Linked DNA regions of Mus musculus: regions 1, 2 and 4 are each linked to region 3. The links are chromatin loops, found by intact Hi-C in ENCODE. Cell type or tissue: left cerebral cortex. All regions are shown on one strand. Region 1 has its middle 23 kb from the start of Ropn1. Region 2 overlaps Kalrn (kalirin, RhoGEF kinase). Region 3 has its middle 59 kb from the start of Kalrn. Region 4 has its middle 11 kb from the start of Ropn1.

What was found. Peaks named below come from ENCODE experiments on the same cell type or tissue, not always from the same donor. Only the 100,000 strongest peaks of a DNase experiment are listed, where the experiment ranks them.
Region 1: it touches region 3 in a loop (2.7-fold over the local background); 5 of 42 quality-filtered maps call a loop at or near these places.
Region 2: a loop joins it to region 3, with 6 times the contacts of the local background. A loop is called at or near these places in 6 of 42 quality-filtered maps.
Region 4: it touches region 3 in a loop (2.2-fold over the local background); 4 of 42 quality-filtered maps call a loop at or near these places.

The regions. Positions count from the first base shown.
Region 1 is chr16:34,625,502-34,630,501 of GRCm38, forward strand. No RefSeq gene overlaps it. Among named protein-coding and RNA genes, the nearest start is that of Ropn1, 23 kb to the right of the region's middle. In left cerebral cortex, no CTCF peak of the experiment used is centred here; DNase peaks (open chromatin) are centred at 2,322 and 3,034; H3K27ac peaks cover 1,117 bases.
Region 2 is chr16:34,464,719-34,469,718 of GRCm38, forward strand. The region is part of intron 1 of Kalrn (kalirin, RhoGEF kinase); the gene reads right to left. Among named protein-coding and RNA genes, the nearest start is that of Kalrn, 47 kb to the right of the region's middle. In left cerebral cortex, a CTCF peak has its summit at 2,084; DNase peaks (open chromatin) are centred at 2,136, 3,949, 4,447 and 4,902; H3K4me3 peaks cover 376 bases; H3K27ac peaks cover 3,041 bases.
Region 3 is chr16:34,570,965-34,575,964 of GRCm38, forward strand. It overlaps a transcript of Kalrn not described here. Among named protein-coding and RNA genes, the nearest start is that of Kalrn, 59 kb to the left of the region's middle. In left cerebral cortex, CTCF peaks have their summits at 1,213 and 2,729; DNase peaks (open chromatin) are centred at 1,339, 1,873, 2,712, 3,120 and 1 more place; H3K4me3 peaks cover 3,338 bases; H3K27ac peaks cover 2,150 bases.
Region 4 is chr16:34,637,282-34,642,281 of GRCm38, forward strand. No RefSeq gene overlaps it. Among named protein-coding and RNA genes, the nearest start is that of Ropn1, 11 kb to the right of the region's middle. In left cerebral cortex, no CTCF peak of the experiment used is centred here; a DNase peak (open chromatin) is centred at 2,504; H3K27ac peaks cover 1,018 bases.

The sequences.
Region 1 (5,000 bases), 55 kb after region 3:
ACCTATGAAATTGTAAGGTCAAATAGAATGTAAAAATTCCAGGTCTTGAATTTTGTTCCTACTGTGGGCTATGAAGTGAACATTTCTGGTTGTGTCATGTGCTACAGACTCACTTGGTGTTTTGCTGAGGCAGACTCATGTGGGGTGTCTCTTGTGAGGCTATGCAGTGCCTGGCAAATACAGAAGTGGATGCTCACAGTCACCTATTGGATGGAACACAGGGCCCCCAATGGAGGAGCTAGAGAAAGTACCCAGGGAGCTGAAGGAGTCTACAACCCTATAGGTGGAACAACAATATGAACTAACCAGTACCCTCAGAGCTCGTGTCTCTAGCTGCATATGTAGCAGAAAATGGCCTAGTCAGCCATCACTGGGAAGAGAGGATCCTTGGTATTGCAAACTTTATATGCCCCAGTACAGGGGAACACCCTGGCTAAGAAGTGGGTGGTTAGGGGAGCAGGGTGGGGGAAGGGGGGTTAGGGGACTTTTGGGATAGCATTTGAAATGTAAATGAAGAAAATATCTAATAATTTTTTAAAAAGACCCTCAGGAGGACACATGATATTTGGAGAGAGTATAAATAGGACTCAATGGACAGTGTCAGGGCATTTGCATAGCTAGCCTTGCAATGCTTTATTGTTCTTGCATCTTTGCTGATCTTCACTTCACTGAAAGAGGCATGTCAAAGAACTTCTCCTGGCATCTAGGCTGGTTCTGGTCGCTCCCACTGAGATTTGTGTTTGGTATTCTGACACTATTGAACTGGACTGCTGATATCCTGACAAATGGAGATGGAAATCACCTCCAAACTACTTCTAAGCAGGTCCACATCCCCTTGTCCTATTTACCATCTGTACTGGCTAGTTTTGTGTCAATTTGACACAGCTGGGGTAATCACAGAGAAAGGAGCTTCAGTTGAGGAAATGCCTCCATTGAGATCCAACTGTAAGGCCTTTTCTCAATTAGTGATCAAGGGGGAAAGGCCCCTTGTGGGTGGGACCATCTCTGGGCTGGTAGTCTTGGGTTCTATAAGAGAGCAGGCTGAGCAAGCCAGGGGAGGCAAGCTAGTAAGGAACATCCCTCCATGGCCTCTGCATCAGCTCCTGCTTCCTGACCTGCTTGAGTTCCAGTCCTGACTTCCTTTGGTGATGAACAGCAGTATGGAAGTGTAAGCCGAATAAACCCTTTCCTCCCCAACCTGCTTCTTGGTCATGATGTTTCTGCAAGAATAGAAACCCTGACTAAGACACCATCTTTTCTCCTCTACCTCTGGATGGTGGAGGTCAAAGCATTTGAGAATCCTTATTAGAAGTAAGTTTTAAAACACCTAAGCCTAGAGGGTTAAAATAGATACTAATGACCTATGTAGAAAAGATCCCTGGACCCAAAGATCCCAGAGGTCAAACATAAAGAATATACGTAAGAATAGTAGTTCCTTTGCCTGTTGCTATGGGGAAACACCTTGACAAAAACAACTTAATGATGAAGGGTTTATTCCAGCTCATGGTTCAAGGCATAGCTCATCATGGTGGAGAAGCCGAGGCAGCAGGTACTTGAAGCAACTGGTCACACTGCATCTGCAGTCAGTGAACAGCAATGGATGCATGCTGTTTATCAGCTCCCTTTCTGTGTATGCAGTCATGGATCTCAGTCAGGGAATGGTGCCACCCACTGGCCTTCCCCTCCATCCCCAATTAATGCAATCAAGATAATCCCCACAGACATGCATAGAGGCCCATCTCCCATTTGATTCTAGAAGCAGCTCTAGGTGAAAATTAACACCCAATCACAATTCCACCCTTTATTAACTTGACTCCCAAACAAATCATTTTGAGTCATAACCTTCTACCCCTGTGTCCACAGGTTCATAACTACATTATAAGGCAGAATGCATCCAGAAGTCCCATAGTCATTAACCATTCAGACCCATGAAAAGTCCAAAGTCTCTTAATTGTGAGCTCCTATAAAATAAAAGTCAAGTTACATATTCCCAGCATATAATAACAGAACAAACTTTTCTACCCCAGAGGAAGAGTTGGGGCATAGCAAGAAATAACTGGACTAAAGCAAGACTAAAATCCAGCAGGACAACACTAAATCCTATAACTTCATATCTGACTTCTGGAGTTAGTCAGATAAAATAGCTAGGCTCTCCAAAGGGCTTGGGTAGCCTCATATTCTCTCTCTCTCTCTCTCTCTCTCTCTCTCTCTCTCTCTCTCTCTCTTTCTCTCTCTCTCTCCAGTACTACTCCATGTAGGCAGTTCTCCTTGGCAGACATCCCACAGCCTTGGAATCCCCAACATTGGGAGGTCTCCACTGTAATTTAAGCACCGCCTTTCACAGCTTTACAAAATGGTCTCTCGGGGCTTCCTCAAAGGGAATCTGACCCTGCCACACATCACTTGGCCTCCAAAGAAGCCATCATTGTTCTCCAAAATTGTAGAACAAGACCCCATGGCCTCCTCAATCTTGTATCTTTTGTGCCTCTGAAACCAATCCCACCTGGATGACTCTGCCAAATTCTGCTGCCAGGTCTCTATGGAGCCTCTGAGGATTGCAAGTTTGTCTTCGGGACATCTTTCCTGCTGCCCCAGTGGATTGCAGAAGGTTTCTCCTCCGTGGTGCTGACCTCTATAACAATTACAGCTGTTTCCTCAGACCCTGCCTGACTGCTCTGCTATCTTGACATCTCCTCTGCCTAATAAATTAATCCAAGTGATCTTTAAATTCAGAGTCACTCAAATTGGCAAGACACTGACAGAATAATGCAATATTCTTAGCCAGAATAGCACACAAATGGCCACCATCCTAGTCTCTGATGGAGTCCTGGTTCCCCCTCTGACACCTCACAGGCTGAGAGTTCTCTGTCTGCATTTCTCTCAGTATGTCTGTCTTCCAAGTTCCCACTAAAATGGCCCATTAAGCCCTGCTTACAGCATTCAAGAATTTTTCTAGCCCAAAGTTCCAAATTGTTCTACATTCATCCTAAAAAACCAGCTCCAAATTGCTAAGCACCACATGGCCAAGTTTATGACTCAGCCGCTCAGTACCAGCTTTCTGATTTAGTTTTTCCAGTTGCTGTGAAAAAAAAAAAAAAAAAAAAAAAAAAAAAAGCCTGAGAAAAGCAACTTAGTGACGAATGGGTTTATTTCAGCTTATGGATCAAGGAACAATGTATCGCCAGTGGAGTGAAGGCAGGAGGAGCTTGGAGCAGTTGGTCCCAGTAGCACCTACTGTCAGTAAGCAGCAAGCCCGTGAGTGCTCAGCTCCCTGCCTGTTCTCCCTTTTCCAGGATCCCAGGCAAAGATGGAGGTGCCTCTCACAATGGGCAGGTCTTCCTGCCTTAGTCAATGTAATCCTGACAATCCCCAGGCATACCCAGAGACTCATCTGTCAGGTGAGTTTCTATTAAGGTAACAATTAGTGTTAACCACCATGAGTAATAAATTTAAAACTCTACCATGTCTGGAAGAAAATGTAGGAGAAATGTGTGGGGGAGTCGATGAAGATTCTTCACTCTGAAAATGTGTAGATAATGAAATTAAAGTTGACAAATTGGATTTAATAAAAAAAAAATTAAATGTATTTGAAAGAGACTTTTTAAAAAATGAACAGTTAGGATAGAAAGTGGGAGACAATGCAGGACACATATCTGGCCAGAGGCTCATGTACAGAATATTTAAAGAACTCTTATAACTCAAGAATACAAATGATATAGTTTAAAACATAAACAACAGAAGCTAGCAAGATGGCTCAGCAGGATGACCTGCTCAATCCCCGGGACCCATGTGATCGAAGGAGAGAATGAACTAGCTTTGTTGCCTAGAACATACACATGTGTACCGTGGCACAGACTTGCATAAGAGAACACATACACATAAAATAAATAAACATGGAACAGAAACGTTTTAAAAAGAGTGAATTAAGCAAATCTTTGTAGAGGCTCTTCACCAAAGAAGATATATAAATGGCCTATAAAGACATTACAAGCTTCCGATATAATTAGTTAATAGTGAGCATTGGTCATTATGCAAATTAAAAACCACAATAAAATATACCATAATATGCCCATTAGCACCTCAAGAAATTTATAAGACTAACTACAGCAAATTGACACTGGAAACAACTGGACTCTCCTACAATGCCTTAGGGTATGTAAAATGGTATAGCTGCTTTGAAAAAGAAGTGTGGTAGTTTCTTAAAATGTTCAAATATGCAACTGATATATATGACCTAGCCATCGAACTTCTAAGCATTTATCCTGAAGAATTACAGCTTGCACCTACACAAAAGATTGTACATGAATATTCATAGCAACTTCAATGATAATAACCCCAAACAAGAAACAACTCAAGTCCTTCAACATGTGACTAGATAAAATGCTACATAATGAAATATTATTTCTCAGTAAAAGAAATAAATTATAATATACCAATAAAATAAATGAATCCTAACGTAATTATGCTTAGCAAAAAAAAAGCACACATAGACAAATGCACACAATACAATTATATTTATTTCAGTCTGGAAAATGCACACTTTCCTGAACTGACAGAAAGCAGATGAACAGCCCTGTGGCTCTAGAGACAGAAGAGGCAGCATGTGTGGCAGGGATGTTGAGGGATGGTGGTATTGTAAACCATGTGATTCCCCAAGGGTGTGGATGTTTCAAAACTCACAAAATTCCACAGGTATGCAAAATGGCAAGGAAGAAGTTAAAGAAGACAGATATTTGGATGTTGAAATTTGAGTGCCCTCACACTCCAGGGAAGTTCAGTGAAGACCCTTTCAGTGCTACAAGCATAAAAGGAAGAGAATAGAAACAAACTGCAATTAGTATCAGGTAGATGTGATGAACAGAAACATTGTCTCCTTGTACGTAGATACCGCCCAGTATTGAGCATCCCAGAGTTCCCGCATGCATCTCCCCTGCCTTCAAGGCTTTCTGCTTTCCAACCACAGCAGACACTTGTAAGACTCTCTTACCCCAAGGATCGAT
Region 2 (5,000 bases), 110 kb before region 3:
GTGATAATCGTCTCCTTAATTTCAGTAATTGATTAACATAACTAATACCTGTCGCCTACATCAGAGCCCACCTCTCCAGGGCTGATGTCCCCAAACGCTGCCTGAAAGATAACCCAAGAGCTCACTTCTGATGCTCCCTAGATAGACAAGTCACACAGGAGGGTTTGAGTGGCTTATTTTCACTACATTATATGTTGATCAGGGAGTGATGTCACAACACAGGTGTCGAGGTCAAAGGATGCCTTTTGGAAGATGGTTCTCCTTCCACCATGTGGGTTCTGGGACCCAGCTCAGGTCGTCAGGCTTGGCAGCTCTCTACCCTTTGAGCCACCTCACCAGCCTGGTTAGGAGCTCTTCATCAGGCTTCCAAAAACTTTCCTATCAAAAAGCCAACAGTCTTTTCAAAGCCCACAGCTGTTCTTCCATAACAAGGTTCCACAGAAGCTTCTGATCCCAAGAATCCCCCTACAACCAGAACCTGGCCTGCCTTCCAGTGCTCTTCTTGTAATGGCCTGTTCTGCAAATCTTAATCACAAGGCAGAGACTTGCACTGAAGCCATCTTACAAGTTCATGAGTCACTTCCATTCTTGATGGCCTTTCGCTATTGACCAAACACGTCCAGCCCAGTGGAGATAACTACTTCTTTGTCACGTAGCTTCCATACCAGACTGCAGTGTCTTCTCCTGTGTGTGTGTGTCCCTTCCCAACACACACATCTCTAGTTCCAGTGATGCCCTGCAGAGCAGTAAGAGGTGGGAGAATCTCACTCCCCCTTCACAATGGATGCCCAGCAATATGGAAGGAAACCATTATGCTTGTATGCACATTTTAGTAAATCAAGCATTCAAGACAAAGCATTTGTTGTGAACAAACCACGTGCCTCATGGTGCTCAGATGCTAAGATAGGAGGCTAAATAACATGCTACTCATATATAAGAGTGTCACACTAGTCCCCTAGAACGTCACGATGTGGCCCAGCTTCCAGAAAAGCCTACTTTTTCTGCACCTAGAGGTATCCTTGATTCTTCTCCTAAAATACAAAAGACAAAATCGATGGGTAAGTCTGAACATCACACCCATGTCTGTCTCCGAGTTTGTATCTTCATTGAGTAAAGTGTTAACAGGAAAGGATGCGGGATGGAGGGTTCATCAGGCTTCCTCATCTGTTTCTTTGAACTTCCCATGGATCTAATTATTTCAGGTTTTAAAAAAAGATTTTAAATAGATAGATGAGATTTCAGTGACAGTTCAAAGTCTAATAAAAGGCCTAACCTTGGGTGAGTCTACCCACTCCAATACTTCTGGAAATATGCACAGAAAAAAAAAAAAACACCTGAAAGCAGAAACTTCAGGCAAAAGCTCACACTCTACTGTCTCACAGAGAACTTGTCATACTGTGCACCATACATCTGAATATGTATAGTGCCTGTTCCTTATTCCAATTCTGGGATATCTGGAGGCTCAGTGCACATTGCCTGTGCTCCCTGTAACCTGGAGGGTCTGCCCAGGTGGGGAGTTAAACCAGCAGGACTTAGAATCCAACATACCTGGTTCTCAAATAGAAGCCACCACTTCCTAGCTGTAGGACCTGGGCACATAATTTGTCCTCCTCCATCTGCTGCAAAAGGATGCTGGTGGCAGGTGCTACTACCAATGTGTCAATAAATAACTTAGTACGAAGCACATGAGAAAGACCAGCATCCACCAAAACTATTTATGGTCCTAGAACTCTGGGCAGGAAAAGGTCTGGGTTTTCAAGGCACATTCTTCCTTGCTTTTCAGTGACAAGTTGTCTGTCTTTCTCTATATTCTGGCACCTCTCTAACCTGCCTAGACATCTCTGTTATCCAGTTACCTCAGCCCAGGACTCCTCAAGTGAAACTTCAATGAATGATCAGTTTGAATTTTTATGTTGTTTTTCTTTTATTACAATCTGTCATCAACTAATACTTTAGTGGAAAAAATTAAATAACACTGCCAGAGGAGTGTTAATTTTAAAAACAACATTTAAGCTCTAATTTCTTAATTTTTAGATTCAACAGACACGTTACTTTGCAAACTGGTGTGAAGTTTCTAAATACAGCCTTTCCATTTCTGTCCCCCTCACCGCTAGCTGGCAGCAAGCATTTGGCAGAGCTCTGCAGTGGACAGGGAGCTCCACTCGGCACCTCCTTCCTCCAAGACAGCCAGGGGAACGTTAACAATCAAGGTTTAAAGTCTCTGTGCTTTGCATCCTGACTTCAATTCCTCACTTAGATTCAAACTCTCTCAGTGCTAGGACCATGTCCACTGGGCCTTGAATATGACCAGACACCTCATGGGAGCTTAATTACCTGCTGACAACCTAAAGATTTAAACAGACATATTATTTACTTTTACCTTTTCACAGTTTAGACAACTTAATGGGTGCGTTTGTAAAGACCTGCCCCAGGAGGACACTCTGTCCCTTGGCATCCCTCCTTGTTTGTCTGAGCCTCGTCTCTCTTTTTCCCCCACTACTGGATGCATCTCCACTTAACTGAAATGCACAGATATGGTCACTGCTTCTTTTCTACTGAAGGAAAAGACAGAATAAATTGCAGAAAGTGCCATTCATCAACTCCTGCCTCTCTAGATAAACATGCGAGCAAACGGAGAACATCTATTAATTTACTTCCCGGGGATACCGTCAGGCTAATCTCTCAGTGTCACTCCAACACTGGCACATGATGGCTGTCCAATAAGCACCTATGCAAAGGGTCACAATGTGCCAGCAAGTCACAAGGGCTGCAAGCCACATCTTCACTGTGTCACTGGGAATGTATGCACAATTTTAACCAAAACAGGGCAGTGAATTGCACTGGAAGTCAGGTCCAGGCATTCTAAAGAGGTTGGCTACTCAGACCGGACAGTAAAATCAGACAGAAAAACATTTTAAACACTCACGCCTGTACCTCAGTCGCAGAGATTATTCCACGCGACTAGTCTAAGAACTCAGAAGGTCCTTAGATGTATGCTCAGAAGACAAATGACTGGGTTAATAGGTGAGGAGTTGGGGCAGATGTGAAGCTGGTCCTGACTTCTGTCCCTACACACCCCTACCCTAGAGGGTCTTCTCCCAAGGGTTAGCCTCAAGCTCCAGCCAGGATGTATCCCTCTTTGTCTTCTCTCGGGTCTGAAGCAGAGGAGGCTGCTTTGAAATACTGTGCTCTAAGAAAGCATGGATTTGCTTCATCCTTGCCTTTTTCAAGCAACAAACTTTGGGGCTTTCTGAAACGCACACCCAGAAGGCCCCTGAGCCTCACTGGCCTCTGCTCACACAGGATGCGAACACTTCATCTCATTTATTTCTTATTAATCTAATGGTTGTTCATCGATTGTTTTTCTGGAGGCTTCTAAGTCCAAGATCGTGTCTGAGACTGCAGACTTCCAGGGCAGAGAGGCCAGGGACGGGGATGAGAGATGCCAGCTGCCTACTGAGGGCAGACAAAGGTAACAAACTCAAGGCCTCATGAAGTATCGACCGCCCCGTGTCAAGGAGCAAGGAAAGGTTGGCTGAACTCATGAGCTACACCAGCAGTGTGATTTTGGGGCTGCCCAAGCTTCTGATCTTTGGATACCTTTTGGGGATGCTATTATTTTTTGGCTGTCAGAGACCCCCACCCCAATGCTTTCATGACCTGGAGGAGCCCCTGAATTTGTCATTCTCCCTCTGCATCCTGGCCTTCCCACTCCTTGAGCCGCATACTGAGATAATCTGGATGCTGTGTGGGGGTATCTAGAAGGAGATGAACACGGGGAAACTGGGGAATCAGCTGTGAAATCCAACACATTTTTTTTTTAAGGTGGAAAATAAAGGAAGAGAGAAAATGCCTTAGACGCTGGGAAAGCACCTTCACCAGACACTCCTCGGGTCTCCCCTTCCTACCCACCTAATAGGTTTCATTGTTCACATGACTTGCCCTACATCAGAAAATACTCCTGTACTTGTTCAGGATATCTACCCTGCTTTAAGAACAGTTGGAAACCACAGACTTCCTTGCTGAACTTGGAGCTTTTTAGTCATCACTGGAAGCTTTGGAAACATCAGAACTGCTAAATGTTGCTTGTTTTATTCCCTCCGGTCTGCCTGCCTGCATATTGATGATGCTCTATCACCAGCACTAACAGGCATTTTCTGGGATAATTTTGCCTCCACACCCAAATGGAAAAGGACCCTTGTTTCTTAGTAGGTTCCCTCCTTCAGTTCTTATAATTCATGAGCTAAATTTTGGGCTGTACTCAGACCATCCCCGCTTGCAAGCAGCAGGGTCAAGATTCAAACCCAGGGAACTATGACACCATTGCTCACAGAGGCTCATCTTCCTGAAGGCACCAAAGAGTTAAATCTGACTGACTTCCATTCCAATGCAGGACTCAGGAAGCCCCAACTGACTAGCTCCTCCTACGGGGCTCCATCAACTGTGTGGCTTGCCTAAACCATCAGCATGGAGGAAAAAGAAAAGCAACATCATCGTCCAAATGCAGGCAGACATGAGAGCACACATGGTGGAAAGGAGAAGGGTAGCATCCGGACCAAAGAGGTACCCTGTGGGCCCATCTGAGATATCCCCTTCCCAGGAGCACCTCTCAACTGTAAGATTCTGAAAAAGATGATTCATCCATTCACCATCAAATTGGTATATATTAAATACCTAGTGTGTGCCTGGGACCACGACCTGTACCACGGTTGGGGGGGGGGGGCGCACACAGCACAGTGAACAAAGCAGCCACAGTTCCGATCTTCATAGAGCCAGCTGCTATAGAGGAGCAAGACGGGGGTTCCAGGGCCTCTGTGTGGTAACAGAACCTCCTGACACACTACCTTAAATTTAGAGCTGAAGCACTTTTGTGGGAGGAGAAGGAGGAGTATAGGAAACCAAACTGGTTGCTATGCAACCGTGATGATTTATTCTTAGCCAGAGCAGGAAGAGCAGCATGGAGCAGGGAAAGCAGCATGGCGCAGGAGTGGGTGGGGGGT
Region 3 (5,000 bases):
CTGATAGACTGCAAGTGGGGTGAAGGTCGAGGGCCCAAACACAGAAGGCCATGAAGCAGAAAGGTGCTCTTCTAGACTCCCCCCTTACAGCTTGCCACAGGTCATCAATCACTTGCAGGTCTGTGTACAGAGGATTTAAATTGCCTCTGATTCTAAATGCACATGAGATCTAGCCTCTCTTTACCACCACCACAGCTGCCACCACATCCTTGAAGCCAGCAAGACTGCCCTGTGGAAGGACATTACCCCCCGTAGGAAACTGACCCCAGCCCACTTCTGACTCTGTGATCTGAGACCAGCCCAGACAATGTAAACTATTTGAAAGGTCCTAGGGAAAGCAACAAATTAACAAGTCTCTAGAATTGGAAGCTACAAAACAAATAAATGCCTATCAGAAAAAAAGTAAGGAAGACAGGAAGAAGAAAGGAAGAAGAGAGAAAAGAGAGGGCAGGAGAGGAGAGGGGAGAGGAGGGGAGGGGATGAAGAACAGGAATTCACACTTCAGGGTAGAATATGAATTCATACCATGGTGGGTTTTCCCCCAGAGCTAGAAAATACAGCTGCTAGGCGTGGCTGCGGTGGATGCCAGTGGGGTCTGGAAGAGGGAGGTCCTGGTGAGTGTTTCTGGATGTCACTTAGCTTCCAAGAGCCTCTTTCCCTAGATTCAGGACTATAAACCCAAGGCAGACACCTCTTTAGAATCCAGGCTTTGGTATCTAAGACGGGAGAGAGGAGCAAGAGAGAAAAGGGGACGGGAGGGGACGGGGGGGGGGGGGCGGGGGGGGGGAGGAAAGTGAAAATGCTGACTCCAGGATGGAGGAGGGAGGGAGGGCAAGCTGAGCCCTGGAAGCAGGACAGGATGACAGGAGCCTCCTCCCCTTTCCCAGACCCTGGCATCAACTCCCGTCCTCCAGCTCTTTCCTCCCCAGACCAATTAGAGATGACCATATGGGCCAATTAAGTCTTGACTTTCAAAGCCACAAGTTCCCCCACAAAGAGCCGGGACTCCTTTCCCTAGAGTGGTCCTCCAGGGCAAAGCAACAGGGTTAGGAAACAGATGGGTGTGCAGCCTCCAGAGCTAACCTGACCCCTGACCCCCACCAGTTCATGTCCTCTGATCCAACTTTCCCGAAGGGAGAGCAGATGCGTGGGGCGCCCATAACTTATCAGAGTCCTTGGGACAAAGATTTCCAGACAAAATGGTTGCAGACGTGTGGGGAGCTGGGGAACTGCACAACGGAGCTGGTGGAAGCTACAGGTACAGGGGACATTGGTGATGTTTGAAACAGGGCTACAGGTGGTAGGAGATGAGGGTGATCGGTGTCTATTCTGGGGAAGGGACTGTGGAGCCAGAGAACAGGAGCAGCTACAGACAGGCTGCTTGGGAGGTACAGAGGCGCAAAGGCTGGAAAGCTATCACAGGCTCCACGCGCTGCAGGCAAGCAAAGATTTGGTGGGTGTGTATTAAGAGGGACGCTAACTCGCACTTCCAGCAGTAAGTGATTCTTAGGTAAAACTCATCGGTTCCCGGAGCTGGAGAAAGGACCAAGCAGCGGGTCCAAGGTGCCTCCGATCCTCCCAGCGGGTCCAAAGTCCCAGATGCCGCTTCCCCACACGCACCCTGCACGTTCTCTCATCGCCTGGCTTCTGCCTGTCAGTCTGCAGTCTGAGCGCCTGGCGACCCTTGCTGCCCCTCTTTGCACATCAGGGCCTCGAGCCCTGGAGGGAAGAAGGGATACCGACCACGGGCGACCCGGGAGCCCCGCAGATAGGCACTGTGGAAGTAGGGAGCCGAGGGAGGGGCCGGGACACCGGTAGCTGAAGCGGCGCGCTGCAAAGTGATCCAACATCTCCCAGAGAAGGCGGCCCAGGGGGACCGCCTCCCGCCTCCCCAACACAGACTCCCGCAACTGGGGTGAACGCCGAGGGGCGCCCAGCCCCCACACCCTCCCCCAAACTGCAGCCAGCACCGCCAGAACAACGTGAACCTCCGCAACTCCAGCCCCGACGATCGCGGGGAGCCGCCTCCGACTCGCTCGCCCCGGCAGCAGCCTGCCTGCGGTCCCCAAACTTGTCCGAAGACACCGCGTCCGAGGCGGCCGCCCTCACCCGCCATCCCCGAAACCGTGCCCGAGATCTTACCTGTCCGGAAAAAGGCGTCCACGTCCGAGTCGGCGGCTCCCCCTTCCTCCGATGCCCCCTCCGGGGGGTTCATGACTGGGGGAGGGCGTCCGCGGGCAGCCGGGCGCCGGCGAAGCCTGGGGCCGAGGGCGGCGCGGCGCCCGGTGGGCGGAGGGCGCGGCGGCCGTGGCCACAGAGCCGGCAGCCGCGGGGCTCCGGGACGCGGGCGCGGGCGCGGGGCGGGGGGCTGCGGCGGGGGGCGCCGAGCCTCCTCAGGCGGCGGCGCGCGGCGGGCTAGGGGCGCCTGCCGCCGGTCCCCCCATGCTCCCCTTCCCCGGGGCGCTGGCCGCCTGCTGTCTAGCCCGGGCCGGCCCGGGGTCCCGGCTGCCTGCGCGCCCGCGGTGCCCGGCAGCGGCAGCTGCCTCTCCTCGCCCGTCCGCCCGTCTCTATTGTTCAGCCCCGCTCGGCTCTCTCCTCTTTATTTTTCCTCCTCCCTCCCACCCTCCCTGGCTCCCTACCTCCTCCCTCCCTCGCTCAGCTCGCTCTGCTCGCTGCCTCCCTCCCGGCTCCCTGGCTGGCTCGCGAGCTCTCGGGCTCCCCCTCTGGCTCCCGCCGCCGCGGCTCCCGTGGCTCCTCCCGGACTCCGGCTCCCTCGGTCCCAGCCAACAATGACCCGGGCAGCTCCGAGCTGCAGGGACGCTCCCGCGGGCCCGGGGCCTCGCCGCGGGCGGCCCGCAGCGCGACGCGCCCTTCCCCGAGGCCCGCGCGGGCCCTCCCGGAGCCCAGGCCGAGCTATTGTTCGCGCCGCGCTAGGCCGGCTTCCTGAGCCCCGCAGGAAAAGCCCGGGCCGAGGAGGCGGCGGGGCGGAGGGCGGGGCCGCCGGGCGCTCTCCCGGCTTGCGGGGGACTCAGCGGCCGCCGCCGCAAGCTCCGCAAGCTCCGGGTCCTGCCACCTCCCCGCCCCACCCTGCTCCCAGGTGCGCGCTGGGAATCCGGACCTGCCCGCACCCCTCCTGCAGCAAGTGCCCTCAGTCCCCAAGTCGGACTGGCCTGTCCCTAGAGGCTGGACTTCATCCCTCTCCTTCCTGACCTGCCCCTGGTCGCCCTGCCCTCGGAGGCCTCACCGCATCCCTGCTTATGTCTCCCCTTTTCAGCTGTTCTTTACCCTCATTCAGTATCCCCTTCAACATCTCTTGAGCGAGCGGCTCAGAGAACCGTGTTCCGTTTTATTCCTCTTACGGATGCTTTCCTGCCTATCTCTCCTGTCCTGTCGCTCTTTTGTGTCTCTCATTTGTCTCTGTCCTGCTCTGGTCCTTGGCCCGCATCTCAGGGCTCCTCTTGGACAGCAATCAAAACTCCCTAATCCCGGGGGCCTTCTCTGTTCTGTCCTTCTCTCTCCAGTGAATGGAGAGATCCAGTTGGCCTGGATAAAGGGGGTGTTGCAGCGAGCTGAATGTCAATTAACTTAGAAAGTAGAGCTGAGGAGAAACCGGATAACAACCAAAAAAAAAAAAAAAAAAAAAAGGTAAAGGGGGGGGGGAGAAAAGAAAGCAGATGTTATATTGAGTAATTAGTGTGGTGATTGAATTGTGGTGATCGGTTTGATCCGTTTTTTAAGCAATAATTAAACAATAATTAGTTGGTAGCGTGTTAGTGGCCATAAAACAGGATCTTCAGACCTGAGAACTTAATGCAATGTGTTGAGGGCTATTTGCTGCTGCCTCGCCCAGGCCTTTGGAAAGAGGAGGCAGTATCTGACCTGATGTGTTCGAACGCACCTAATGGGAAAACCTGGTGCTTGCCTCTAGTTGATGGCCTCCTACCCATTATTCCCAGTCTCTGGATCTGTTTGTCTCTGGCAATCTAATTTGGTTCTGCTTCCCTCCTGGGGCCAAAACACCTGAGGCTGCTCTCTATCCAGAGTAACCCAGGCAGCAAAGGAGAGGAATCACCATTTGAAGTCAACACGTTCTGCCCTCACCTTTCTTTCACTGTCTCTGCCTCTTTTTTTTTTAACCCATTAACAGAAAGAAAGAAAGAAAGAAAGAAAGAAAGAAAGAAAGAAAGAAAGAAAGAAAGAAAGAAAGAAAGAAAGAAAGAAAGAAAGGAATGAAGGAAGGAAAGGAAAGTAACTATGCCCAAACGTCTGTACACCTATCAAACCTACATGCAAACTTGAGACCCACCAGTGGTCCTTTACTGTCAATCTGTGCCTATCCCCTGACCTGCCAACTTGCCCACATGCACATGCCCATGACACCAATGCTTCCATTGCAGGAAAAGAACCAGAAGCTGGCAAAGAGTCAGCTCACAAGAAATGTTATATGTTTAAGGGAGGTTCCGATCAAACTCTGAAAAGATAAAGTCTAAAAAGTGAGAGAATATCCCCACATAATGACGCAAATTTTTCTATTAGATTTCTACTTTAAATGTTAAACATTCATAGCTATATGGAGATCAGAAAAGAAAATTTCAGAGCAAAAAAATTATTACTACCAATAGAGATGGACATTTCAAACCAACAAGTAGACTTGATTACTGATCCGGAATGTGTTAGTACCTTGTCAGGCACTTCAAAATACATGAAGCAAAATTGATAGGACTCATGTTGGTTGGAATTTGTCAACTCGACACAAACCCTAGGCATATCTTGGAAGTGGAATCTTAACTGAGAAACTTACCCCATAAGATTGACATGTAGGCAAGTCTATGGGGGTATTGTCTTGATTGACAATTGCAGGTGTAGGTGGGCCCCCCACACATGAGGACAGTCCCACCCATGTCCTGAGTTGTATAAGAAAGCAGGCTGAACAAGTCATGGGGAGCAAGCAAATAAGGAGAGTTTCTCTGTGGCCTCAGCGTCACTTCCTACCTTGATAT
Region 4 (5,000 bases), 66 kb after region 3:
CATGTCAAAAGCCCAGGGAGGACCTCCAGCCTTTGAGCACAATGTCAGGGAACAACACATGCTGGTAATATCTGCCATGTCCTCTGTCCTCGGCTGGTTCTTCTCTGTGTGGCACATATAAAGTGCTCAAACAATTCTTTCTCGAATTAAACTACTATCTGAACCATTTATTTGCATTATGAATATTCTCAGTGGGTAGATATGTGAAATGTGTGGTCTGCAGCACTATCATGGAAGGTTCTGGAAACTGTAGAAGGCAAAGCTTGGCTGGAGGAAATAAGAAGAGCTATGTTTTTGAAATGCACAATCTTGCCTTGTCCTCTTTTTGCTTCCTGTCCACAATGAGGTCAATAGTTTCCCCTTGCTCACACATACACACACACACACTGCTGTCATGTTCACCCTTGCCACAATGAGGCCAAGAAACACAGATTCAAGCTAACCACAGTTCACCCTTTGAAACCATGAACTAAAATAAATGTTTCCTAAATTCATTCTTTTTAATAGCTGAGTAGTACTCCATTGTGTAAATGTACCACATTTTTTGTATCCATTCCTCTGTTGAGGGGCATCTGGGTTCTTTCCAGCTCTGGCTATTATAAATAAGGCTGCTATGAACATAGTGGAGCATGTGTCCTTCTTACTGGTTGGGACATCTTCTGGATATATGCCCAGGAGAGGTATTGCGGGATCCTCCGGTAGTACTATGTCCAATTTTCTGAGGAACCACCAGACTGATTTCCAGAGTGGTTGTACAAGCTTGCAATTCCACCAACAATGGAGGAGTGTTCCTCTTTCTCCACATCCTTGCCAGCATCTGCTGTCACCTGAAATTTTGATCTTAGCCATTCTGACTGGTGTGAGATGGAATCTCAGGGTTGTTTTGATTTGCATTTCTCTGATGATTAAGGATGCTGATCATTTTTTCAGGTGCTTCTCAGCCATTCGGTATTCCTCAGGTGAGAATTCTTTGTTTAGCTTTGAGCCCCATTTTTAATGGGGTTATTTGATTTTCTGGAGTCCACCTTCTTGAGTTCTTTATATATATTGGATATTAGTCCCCTATCTGGTTTAGGATAGGTAAAGATCCTTTCCCAATCTATTGGTGGCCTTTTTGTCTGGCAAATGGATGGACCTGGAGGGCATCATCCTGAGTGAGGTAACACAATCACAAAAGAACTCAAATGATATGTACTCACTGATAAGTGGATATTAGCCCAGAAACTTAGTAGATATAAGATACAATTTGCAAAACACATGAAACTGAAGAAGAACGAAGACCAAAGTGTGGACACTTTGCCCCTTCTTAGAATTGGAAACAATCACCCATGGAAGGAGTTACAGAGACAAAGTTTGGAGCTGAGACAAAAAGATGGACCATCTAGAGACTGCCATATCCAGAGATCCATCCCATAATTAGCCTCCAAACAATGACACCATTGCATACACTAGCAAGATTTTGCTGAAAGGACCCTGATATAGCTGTCTCTTGTGAGACTAGGCCAGGGCCTAGCAAACACAGAAGTAGATGCTCACAGTCAGCTATTGGATGGAGCACAGCGCCCCCAATGGAGGAGCTAGAGAAAGTATCCAAGGAGCTAAAGAGATCTGCAACCCTGTAGGCGCAACAATATTATGAACTAACCAGTACCCTGGAGCTCTTGACTCTAGCTGCATATGTATCAAAAGATGGCCTAGTCGGCCATCACTGGAAAGAGAGAGCCATTGGACACGCAAACTTTATATGCCCCAGTACAGAGGAATGCCAGGGCCAAAAAATGGGAATGGGTGGGTAGGGAAGTGGGGGGGAGGGTATGGGGGACTTTTGGGATAGCATTCTAAATGTAATTGAGGAAAATATGTAATAATAAAAAATATTTTAAAAAAATAAATGTTTCCTCCCGTAAGTTTTTCTGTTGGCTATTTCGTCACAGCAATGCAGAGCCTAATATGCCCCGTAATATTCTCATATCCAAGGCTCACGGTCAACACTTTAGAAAAAGCCCAATATCAACCTGGGTTCCTGTAAGATGATGTATTTGTCGTTATGCCAACAATTATAAAACACACGTTTTTTGTATTTTTAATAGAAGAGAGGTTCACAAAGGCAAAAGTGGGTAGGGCCCACAAAAACCATAGTTTGGCCCTGGTCATTTAACCTTTATCAATTTCAGAGACTCACACTTTCCAAGCCTTTCCGTGAAATTGTTGAGATGGATCATGGATCCAAACGTCTCTGTTTCCTCTTTCTACTGCTGACTAAACCACAAGGCATTAGCATCTCAAGCAGCTGCAGGGAAGCCAGCTACCCAAGTTCATCTGAGGAAGGCTACCTGGGAGAATCCTAAACAGAAGCCAACAAATGTCCCTTGTCTTCAAGGAAAGTGGGGTGATTCCCTGGCACACAGGCCACAGATAAGAACTGAGGAAAACACGGTAGTCTCTGGACCAGGCCCCTGAGGAAGACAGCATATTGTGTGTGTAGACACTGGTTCGTTTGAGATGAGCCACACTCGGGTGGCTGCAGAGCCAGGAGCGTCTCTTCTGCATTTGGGGCAACAGCCAGAAGAGAATGTTTGCTGAACTGCCTTATGCAGTAGCATCCTCTCCATGGTAATGTGAGTTGTTCCCTTGATTGCTCTCTGATGCGTAGCTTTAATTGTATCTTTGCTTTTATGTAGAGAACAGAATCGTGTTCCCAGGAGGATAGTTGGGAAAACCCACTGCTAGCATGGAATACAAATTGAGGCCTGCAGAAATCACTCTTCCTGAGTGGGCACAGGAAGAGACGAACAAGGACAACAATCTCCAGAGACCAGAAGTTTAGTCAGGGAGAGGTCACGGTCTCTCCTCCTTCTAAAGAGATTAACAGGAGCAACGTTATTACTAGATGAGGAAATTGCTTTTGGTGGGAGGTTTGTATGTTGATGAAAAGCTACCACCCCCCAAAATGCTCCCCCTCCCCCACTCCAGAGTGTCTCCATTTCTAAGACATCTAATACCACTGTTGATATAAGAACCTGGTTCTTTAATCTATTATCAGTGAGCATTTCTACACGATTAAGATCATACTGTATAGACATTTTGTAGCCTGCCCTTTTCAGTGACTCTGCAGCTTATGAGCCTTTGAGGAGGAAGCATTGCAGTAGAATCCAGGCATTTTCAGCTGAGAAAGCATCAAACGGGAGTTCCAGCAATGGGGACCAGGACTGGCTCCTGAGAGTGGAAATTGTCCCTTAAAGCAGCAATTGGTTCTGGGAGATAGGTCTAAGGGGAGGGGGCATATTTTGTTAAATCTCTTTAACCTTTTGCATTTTCCAAATTTGCACAACAAAGTGTCACTTTCATTATCAGAAAAACTTTTTTTTTTAAGTGTTTCTTTCTGCTGCTACATCCGAACCAGCAGCAAAAGAGCAAAAGAGCAAGGCCCGTCTCTCACCACTATGTGGGAAAGGGAACACTAGCCATGGAAGAGCATTGTGTGTGTGTGTGTGTGTGTGTGTGTGTGTGTGTGTGTGTGTGTGTGTGTGATCTCAGGACAGGTTACAAAGAAGCAGCAATCCTTGGGGTATTCTCAGAGAAAGAATACTCCTTCATGTTGCTTGTGACCATAACCTCCTGTTTCAGGAGTCACTGAGAGCAGATCAGGGCTCAATGGAAGGGAGGCTGGTGCGGGGCAAAGTGCCTAGAACATCCCCACCCCCACCCCCCCCACCCCCAAAAAATAGCATGGCCTGGTCACTTAGCCTGTGTCAGCTTCCGAGTTTTCAAGATCTTCTGTAAAATCATTCAGGTGGATTGGATGAACCACACCCACTTGGTCCACCCCTCCCCTTCACTCTCCTCCCCTCCCCTCCCCTTAGCACTCAGACACAGCGAAAACCTAAGAGGATCCCCCCCCCCGTAAAAATAACTAGAGTCATGGGTTGAACTCATACTTCCACAGCAGAGTTAGCAGTCGTCGGAAGGAATTGCTGTTTTAATCACCGCTACAAAGAACCATTACCGCATCAGACGGATCGGAAGGAGCAACTCGAGACAGTGGCTTGGCACATCCCGCTTCTCCTAGGAACGATTCCCTACCTCGTTCCATAGGAGACACTTTTTGTAAAATGTGAACGCCCCCTTTCAAAACTCCGATCCTTCTTTTCAAATCAGGGTTATAAATAAGTAAGTACAATTTGCGAACCATTTGATTACATCCCTGTACTTTCCCAAGATTCCCTAAGGAGGCACTTATACCCAATTTCACTTCATTAAATATTTAAATAAAAACCAACTGAAGTGAATCCTGGGACAAAGGGGCATTTATTAAACACGTGCTAGGGCACAGCACGGCACCAGGCTTTGGACATGGGGGCAAGTGGAACATTTCTCCATGGCCAGCAGTAAGATACCGCTGCAAGGAGTTTTAGAGCAAGAAGGGACTGGTTTCCAGGGAGAAAGACGATCCAGAAACCGTCCATTTTAATGAGAATTCCATATTCAGCAGCAACAAATACACAGAAACTTCATCTGGCAACGGATGAACTTGCATGAAACCAAGCAACTGAACAGCAAACCTCACATCACAGGGCCTGGGACTTGCTAGGTCTCCTCAAAAAAAAAAAAAAAAAAAAAAAAAAAAAAAAAAAAAAAAAGAAAAAAAGAAAAAAAAATGTGGTACCAAAAAATTCATTTAAACATATTTTGCTCAGGAAACTCATATTTTTCATTAGTAAACATTTGCTGAGTGTGGAACTATGCCAAGAGAATGTAGAAACACGGAAAATAGTAGACACCACAAATAGATCGCCACGCTGCAGGGCATACACACTAGACAGCAAGGGAGTGGTCCCAGCAGCCAGCTCTGAATTAGGAGCCAGGAGAGAATTCTCCTGTGACAGTCTGAAGATCCAGCAAGAAGCAGATGGTACACTTAAGAAAGTTTAGCTGAGCTGGAGAGATGGCTCAGTGGTTAAGGGTACTGGCTGTTCTTCCAGGGGTCCCAGGTTTAGTTC